Regions from separate parts of the Homo sapiens genome. Here region 1 is linked to region 2. A link is a loop called in an ENCODE intact Hi-C map of the cell type or tissue named here. Cell type or tissue: Calu3. All regions are shown on one strand. Links, peaks and the distances in the headings refer to the core of each region. The heading gives the core; the rest is flanking DNA. Region 1 holds the start of SYT10 (synaptotagmin 10). Region 2 has its middle 46 kb from the start of SYT10.

Region 1 (4,398 bases), core at 133-4,132, 48 kb after region 2:
CCGAGTCCAAATCTCCCATTTTACAGACTCAGGCAAAGACCCGAAAGCAGGCCGGCCGTGGTGGCTAGTGCCAGCATTTTGGGAAGCTAAGGCGGTAGGATTGATTGAGCCCAGGAGTTCGAGACCAGCCAGGGCACCATAGTGAGATCCTTGTCTTTACAATAAGTTTAAAAAAAAAAAATAGCGCCTGGAGTCCCTGGAGTCCTAGCTACTAGGGAGGCTGAAGTAGGAGGATCGCCAAGACCTGAAAACAACTTCAAGGTTAGGCTGAGATGTGTGACAGATTTGAACTTAATCCTGTTCCCTTTAACACCCATGTCTTGTTTTAAGTCGCTAAGAAAGGAGATGGAGGGAGTCAAGTTGTGCATTCTCAATCGCCAATTACGGATTAATCGACAGAATCTTATCTGATTATTAGTACAAATAACATTTTATTTTGTGATCTACCTAAGAGGGTTTGCTTATTCACGCATTCTTTTTTCTAATTAACTTTTTCAGTTTTTCTTCGATTGGGATGACTTTTCCAGAAGGGCAGAAGCAGATAGCACAGAAAGTAGAATACATCCGTGGAAAAGTTGGAGAGACAAAGGCGGCGGGGATGGCTGCACTGATGCAGGGAAAAGTATTGGGAAAACGGAGAGGGCTCCTCGGGCCAACTCTGGGCAACGATGAGCATCCCCGGCCTCGGCAGGGGCGCCGGGCCGCCCGCCCTCCCTCCCTCCCTCCCTCGCGAGTCCCTTCTTCAGAGGACGCGGGGAGCCGGGTCTGCGCGCTCCGCCGCCTGTCACCTAGCGCCCGCGCCGGGCTGCGATTGGACGCGTCGCCGCCAGGCACCCGCCAGAAACACCAGTGCGCTGGGGAGAGGAGGGGGGCGTGCTTGCGAGTCGAGGGCTTGCTTTGGCTTTTTTACGGCTCCCCCCTCCCCTCAGCACTCCATGCCGGGTCTCTAGTTCCAGCGCGCCTCGGCTCGCTCGCGCGGCGGGAGAGTTGGCGCAAACCTCGCGGCAGCCGCAGCCTCCTCGCGCGCCTCTCCTTCCCCTACGCCCTCCGCTCCCGCCATGGGGCCAACGTGGGGCTCCTAAGAGTTGCCGGCTCTCAGCGGCGCAATCTCCAGCCAAAGTCACCGCGGGCGGACTATGGCTTAGGGCGCCAGAGGGGTTAGAGGTACGGGAAGAGGAAAAGACGGCTAACTGGGAAAAAAAGAGAAAACGAAAGAAAAGCCAAACGATGAGTTTCCACAAGGAGGACGGAGTGAACAGTCTGTGCCAGAAGGCTCTGCACATCGTCACCGAGCTGTGCTTCGCCGGCCAGGTGGAGTGGGAGAAGTGCTCGGGCATCTTCCCTCGGGACAGGGGCAGCCAGGGCGGAAGCAGCACAGGTAACCGGGAGGGCTCCGCTCGCGTCCTCGCGCTCCGCTGGGACCCCGCGCGCTAGGCTGCAAGCTCCGGGGTTCTGCGCCTCCCGCGCCGCTCCCGCGGCATATTTGGGGCGCCACGCTTTCCTACCTCGCTCCTTCCTTCGCTCAGCTCCTGACGACTTCGAGGGTGGGGCGTTTGGGTTTTGTTTCCTCCTGTCCACCTGCCGGGCTTCTCCCATTCTCTGGTCCGCTTCCCGCCTCCCGGCGCCGTCTCCCGCTCCCAGCCTCGCCGCGCCTCTCCGCGTTCTCCCACGCCTCCCATCTCCCTCCCGGAGTGGAGAAGTGAGTGCGGGCGGTGACGGCGCCGGGACGGCTCGCGGCTTGGCTGCTTGTGGGGGCGGCTCACCTGTGGGACTAGGGCTGCTCTCGCTCGTTCCACCGGCCGCTGGTCCCGGCCTTGTTGATGGGGGCCAGGCGGGACGGACAAGCCATGCTTGGACGCAGAACTCCCTTGCAGAGGTGGCTGCCTTGGCCTCCGAGGTAACCCGCGGCTGCAACCTGTCGGGCACCTGACAATTTCTAAAGCCCTTTTAATATATATGATTTTCTAGGGTTTCATGACAAAGTTGGTAAAACAAGGATTATTGATCCCATTTGTGAGGCGACACCTAAAGCTCAGAGCACATATCGAAGAAGTGGAAGAGAGGGGAGACGTTTAAAATCCCTAGCACACGCACGCTCTCAGACATCCAACTCACAGACGTCCTCCCTACCCTTCAGGAAACTAGGAAATGGGCTGGATGCAGGAGGATATCGACCGTCGGAAATCTGGAGATGGAAAAAAGTCTCAAGTGGATTTTCCTCAAGGCTTGGGGGTGGAAAGGATCGAATCCAAGCCACTGTTTGGGTCACGGTTGGGGAAAAGGTTGGTGTGTCCAGCCTGCTGTGCTCCTCGGGCGCACGCGAGGTGGATCCCCGAGTTGCGGGCTGCGTGGTTTCAAGAGCCGCTTGAGAGGGTCACTTGTTGCACTAGGAGTCAAAAAACACTGCTTTGGGGATTTTCGACTGGAAGGTTGCCATTCCTTCTCTAGGTTCTTTCCCTTTGCTTTTCCTGTCATTTTGATCTCCTGGCGGGATTTTAAGAGTTGAAGGTAGTCAGGGCAACAAGAGCTGGACAGCCAAGCTCAGGACAACATGGAGCCCTGCGTGCTGGGAGGGAGCAAAGCGGGGCACACTTAGTGAATCCTCTCCACCACCACCCCTGCGTCAAAGCCAAGCGGGGAGTGGGAATGGGTTTAGTTTAGCTTTTACATTCCATCGTTCACATGGGTAGCTGCAGGGTTTGGTATTCTCTGATCCACGGCAACGTGAGCCAAGGGGGCTCTGTCTGCACTTGGCAGAGCTTGAAGATATGCCGCTGCTTGGACCCTGGATAGGGAAACTTTAAAATTTTCTCAGTGTATAAACACAACTGAGAATCATTTCCATTCGTTCAGTAGGTGTTAAATTCCTAGGAGTGTATGAAACTCAGTGGAAGGCACTGTGTGAGCATGTTGTATTCTGTGTCGTGCGTATCGTTGCTAAGTATGAGGTAAAGACCAGAATAGTGTGACCTCAGAGTCCTCTGTGGTGATATTAGATAAGCTTTTCTGAAACGTCTTTAGTGACCCACTTGCTAAAGGTAACACTCAGAGAAGGGGCTACACTGGACGAAATGAGAGTATTTAAGTTTGAAGATTGTGCTTTGGTAATTGAACAGTTGATGCTGTAAATAAAACTACTGATTTTCCTCTTTCCTGCCCTTTTGTGATCACACACCAAATAGTGGTTTCCCGGGTCTCAGACTGGCTGGTAATGAGGAAAATATGTGGAAGTTAGAAACCAAATCCCAGCTCTGAAATCTGTCCAAAATGCACAACTGTATCAGCTTCAGATAAACTATAGTATATGAATTATAGAAATAGTTCTCAGTTTTTCCTAATCACTGCAAGAAGTAGTTGTAGTCTGAATTCCTTTTGAACTTTTCCCCTTGGGAATAAAAAGTGAGAAAAATTAGTCTAAAACAATTGCAAGAATATTTTCCTCCCCTTAAGAGGCAAAATAGACTACATAATATATACAAGTGGGGTATTCGATTTATAATATAGGAACACACATATTTATTGGCTATTACTAGGAAAGATATTCTACTAAGTTGTGTATGACATATAAAGACAAGATTGCTATACGTTTTTCATTTGCGAATCCAAGCAACAGTTAGAAGTAAAATACTTTAATCTGCAAATAGACACTCAAAGTTAATAGATATCTATGAAGTGGATTTAAAGATTGTTTGCCAAATATTTAATTATATTTCTTAGCCACCCAGCGTCACACTGTTCTTTAAAGTAGATTTTCTTATAACTTGTGCTCTCATGCTTGTTATTATAGGTTCCTAAATAAAGCACTTCCAGTGATCCTTCTACTCATCGTTTAATGAGAAGGCCATTTTTGGTAGGAAGACATCAACAATGTTGAATGGCACAGTGCTTATTTACTTTGAAAGTTAATCAGCACTGCCCAGATGGTATTGGTTGTTCTAACATTACAGTGATAATTACAAGCTCCAAAATTGTGTATATTTTTAATTCCTTCACATAGAGATAGTGGGAGAGAAATTCAGGTAATTCCAGTTAAAATCATTCTACATGAAGGGAGCTACAAATCATGTATATATGTAAGATATTATCTTACGGGTTTTGCAAATGCCAGTGAAGTGCAAGTATCACCATTATTTTTACCATATCAGCAGTAGCAGAAGCAGCAGCAGTATTGTTGCCATTGAGGATCTCACAGTCACAATATGATCACAACATGACTGATCTCATACTTTAATAAAATTGGTGAAGACTTACACTAAAGTTGCCAACACAAGTTCATTTACTCTTTTGGCGTAGTTTATCGGAGTCATTATATGTGCCAGCATTACTAATATTCTAGAAAGTTCACCACGTGCACTTTTTAGAATATCAGATATTTTGAGTCTTTTTACCATGGATTCT
Region 2 (4,398 bases), core at 162-4,161:
AGACTAGTGCTGCCTTTTCTCTGACATCAGTTTAGTCTTACTGCAAGGCTGGGCCCTTCTGGGACCAAGGTTCAGAAAGTGCCTTCAGACAGAAACATAAAGTATTCTTTGCAACTCACCTCATTACTATTTTCTCTCAGGGAGAATAGTCCTTTGATGCCTGTTGCCTAATGTCTGAAAATCACTGTTTGATGTACAGTCATGCATTGCTTAGTAATGAGGATATGTTCTGAGAAATGTGTTGTCTGGTGATTTTTCTTGTTTGAGCATTATCAGGTGTACTTACACAAACCTAGACAGTCTAGCCTACTACACGTCTAAGCTATATGATGTAACTTATTGCTCCTAGGCTACAAACCCATAAAGCATGTCACTGTACTAAATACTGTAGGCAATTGTAACACAATGTCAAGTATTTGCATATCCAAACATATAAAGGTGCAATAAAAATACAATATTATAATCTCATGGGACCACTGTCATATATACAATCTGTCATTGACTGAAACATTATAATATAGCATGTGACTGCATTTTGTTTTATTTTCCAGTTTTTATTTTTATTTTTATTTTTTGCAATAGGAAGGCAAGTCTAGTACCAGCTATTCGGACATGCCAAAAGTTGAAATTTCCTGTTTCATTAAATTTTATGTTTATATTTTCCTTTTCCTTCTATTATTGCATTTGTTGTGTTCTCTTTTTCTAGCTTCTTAGGTTAGATGCTTAACTTATAGAATTTGAGTATTTATTCTTGTCTTTTATATGCATTGAAGACTACATATTTCCTTCAAAGTACTATTTTGGCTGCACTCCACATGTTGTAATGTGGTATATTAAATATATTGCTGAAAACTTTATGTGCATTATAAATTCTTCCTTGCTCTACAGCATATTTAGAATGCTATTTTTAACTTACTCATTTATAATTAACTGAATTACATAATCAGAGCATATTGTTTCTATGGTTAATGTTTATCAGTTATCTGAAAATTTTGAGACTTAATTTATGACATATTAATTGTCAATTTTGGTAAATATGATAAATATTCCATGAATGCTTAAGAAGGTTATGGGTTCCCTAATTTTTACTATATTTATCCATTTTATTAAGCTTATTAATTCTCTTATATTCTTATTAATTTTGCTTGATCTGTCAATTATTTAGAAGGGTATGTTGAAATATCACGATATTGATTACTTTGTCCACAAATGTTTATAGTTATGTCTTGTTTTTGCATATATTCAGAGGTTATGCTATTATGAACTTAATGCTCAGAAATAAATTATGTCTATGAAGACCTGAACCTATTGACATGATATTATGACCTTTCCTTAACAATGTTTTTACTTTAAAATGCATTTTATCATGATATAATGACTCAAAGATTCCTTAAGTAAAAGCAGATAATTTCAAATGACATTAACTTATTCCCACTTTACTTACCTATTCAAGCCTAAATAAAGCCTGATTAGGAGAGACTATGCCTGCATTTCATTTAAAAGTACAGGAAAATATTTTCCCATTGGAAATATTATATCCTTAAATATCAGACTCTCCTGTATCTTCCACTTTAGTATTGAACTATAAAATATTTTATGTAGAAAATGACAGAAATAGACAAGCACAGTCATACACATATTAAAATGCCCCATTAAAAATATCTCAAAAAAGCAAAGAATTTCAGTTGCCCTTCAATTAACTATCCAGAGAATATTTCATATTTGTGGTCAAATAGTCAGTACGTCTTTATACCTTGGTTATTTTTTAAATAATGCCTATCTATAATCTGTTGATTATTTCCTATGAATCAGGCACTAAGCTGTAAATTGTGTATGTATAATCTCAATCACTATGCACACTCGAGCAGGTTATTTGACTTTTTCCTTTACCTCAAATTTTTCATCTTTAAAAAACAGTAATATCAATCAGTCTTCTGAGTTGCTTTTTAGTAATATAAACTTCTGAGAAATGTACTTTTCTGTGAATATTCCTTTAATTAAGAAAGCCTAAGTGCTTTTTAAAACACTATGGTGTTGTATGTTTATACTAAATACATGTGAGTCATAAGAAAAACACAATAAGCCTTCGATTGTACCTGTTTTTAAAGGTACTATTACACACACACGAAACTTAGAATTTCCTCTTTAAAACTGTTTCCAAGTAATGAGACTGGTAAAAGGGCAATTTAATAGCATCAGTAACTGATGGGCTCATTGCCAGGATTTTATTGATCTACTTGTCTACTAAAATGAATCTCCTTTTATACCAATCATTTATTTGTGCTTTATTACTGTATTTACAGTTTTCCTCCTTTACTAAATGTTTTTGTATACTGGTAATTAGGCATTTTCCTTTATATTTTAGTTTTAATACAGGCTCTGGTCAACTTTCCCCTCACTGTCTTCCACCACCTCAACCAAAATCTGACACTTCTCTGGTGGCCCTGCAGGCACACAGTGACCCCCTCACTGGGACTTGTATGTGTAATAAATTTCTTCCTTCCAAACCTCATTCTCATTTCTTCCTGTAGCCATGGTTACTTTACCATACCATATCCAACATAGTCTTAGAAAATATACAATATACGATTTTTGAAATTGTAAATAAGCAGTTTGGGAGGCTTTAGATACGTAGACAATGTCTCAGCAAAGGCTTGAAAAAGACAAGTTTCAAGAGTCACAGTTACTTAGGCACACGAACCAATTAGCTTTCATCTAAAGAAGTATGTATGAAAGTAAGAAAATAGGAAATAAAGTTAGAATATTGTTTGTAGAACTGCTAATGAGTATCATACCATGAAAAAAGAGCTGTGTTTCTTCTTTTTTTTTTTTTTTTTTTTTTTTTTGGAGATGGAGTCTCACTCCTCTGTCGCCAAGCTGGAGTGCATTGGCACAATCTCGGCTCACTGCAACCTCCGCCTCCCGGGTTCAAGTGATTCTCCTGCCTCAGCCTCCCGAGTAGCTGGGACTACAAGTGCACTCCACCATGCCCAGCTAATTTTTGCATTTTTAGTAGAGATTGGTTTTCGCCATGTTAGCCAGGATGGTCTCAATCTCTTGACCTTGTGATCCGCCTGCCCTGGCCTCCCAAAGTGCTGGGATTATAGGCGTGAGCCACCGTGCCTGGAAAGAGCTGTGTTTCTTAAAAATAAAATATTCTATAACTCTACATTGCCCGTGTGTGTTGAATGAAAGAACAAGAAAGTGATCATTAATGTAAGTTAGGAAGTAATGCAAAAAGGAAATTTTAGTGTATGAAATGCTACTCTTATAAACTGAAGAAATTAAATCCATTCTGCCATGCATTCAGCTTTCTTTCAGATTACTCTGCAAGTACATGTGTCAATTTTTCTTTATCTTCTGCCAATCTCCAGCAGCTTTCATTGTATTTTTTTTCCAAAGCAGAACTATTAAAGGCTTTCTTCAGAAACAACAACTGGGCAGTAGTACTCCAAAGCACCCAAAAGAGTTAATGTGCAAAGCCTGTATGTACAGGCACAAAATCGGGGAACAGCATGCGACTAAGATAGCATTGTTTACCCTGCAAGTAATGCCCCTGGTCAGTGCTAATTAGAAAGACTTACAATTCTGGGGATCTTCAATCAATGGGAAGGATTATCCATGAAGGAATACAGTCACCCATGGAAGATGTTACGTGTCCAAATACGAAATATTCCCCTCAGGGAGTTAGGATGAGGCTCATTCACTCATGCATTTGGCAAATATGATTTGAGTTTTTATCACGTGCCAGGCAAAATTCTAGGCAGTGGGAATACAGCAGTCAAGTAAGAGAAGTTTTCATCTTTGTGGTGTTGACATTGTGATGGAAGAACACAGACATTAATCAGTAAGTATTTGAAAAGATACTACCACTTCAGAGAGTCATAAATGTTATGAAGAATGTAAGTTAGAATAGTGGAATTGAGAGTGATTGAAACTTGGGAGTTGGGAAAATAAGCTACTTAAGACAGGGCGTTTGAGTAATGCCTCTTTCAGGAAAGGACATGTGAACTGAGAAGAGACAGAGTTGCAAGGACACAGTCACAGGAAGATAAGGGAGGGATACACTGGCAAGTGTAAGGCTTGGGCTCAGAATCACATTCCCTTCCCCTTAGTTGAGAATTAGAACACCAAGGATGACTACCTATGGCAGAGATGAGTGGATAAGAAGGGAGGATTTAGAAACATGGTACAATATATTCCCTTTTAGAGAGCATGACAGGTGAAAGGTTGTAGTGTATCCTCCCCTAAGGAGAACAAGAAGATCTGAACTAACAAATTGGAATAAAGAGACAGGAAGACCGGATAGGGGAATTAAAGCAGAGGCTGCCAGAAGCAAGATGACAATTCTAAGTACAATACACATTTATTTATATACTTTGGAAAAGATGTCTCTCT

What was found. Peaks named below come from ENCODE experiments on the same cell type or tissue, not always from the same donor. Only the 100,000 strongest peaks of a DNase experiment are listed, where the experiment ranks them.
Region 1: a loop joins it to region 2, with 2.0 times the contacts of the local background. A loop is called at or near these places in 1 of 110 quality-filtered maps.

The regions. Positions count from the first base shown.
Region 1 is chr12:33,436,352-33,440,749 of GRCh38, reverse strand. SYT10 (synaptotagmin 10) reads left to right here and starts at 931. Exons shown (of 7, transcript NM_198992.4): 1 at 931-1,378. The coding sequence starts at 1,228. RefSeq lists an enhancer at 1,204-2,020. In Calu3, for the core only: no CTCF peak of the experiment used is centred there; DNase peaks (open chromatin) are centred at 829 and 1,689.
Region 2 is chr12:33,484,024-33,488,421 of GRCh38, reverse strand. No RefSeq gene overlaps it. Among named protein-coding and RNA genes, the nearest start is that of SYT10, 46 kb to the right of the region's middle. In Calu3, for the core only: no CTCF peak of the experiment used is centred there; a DNase peak (open chromatin) is centred at 2,221.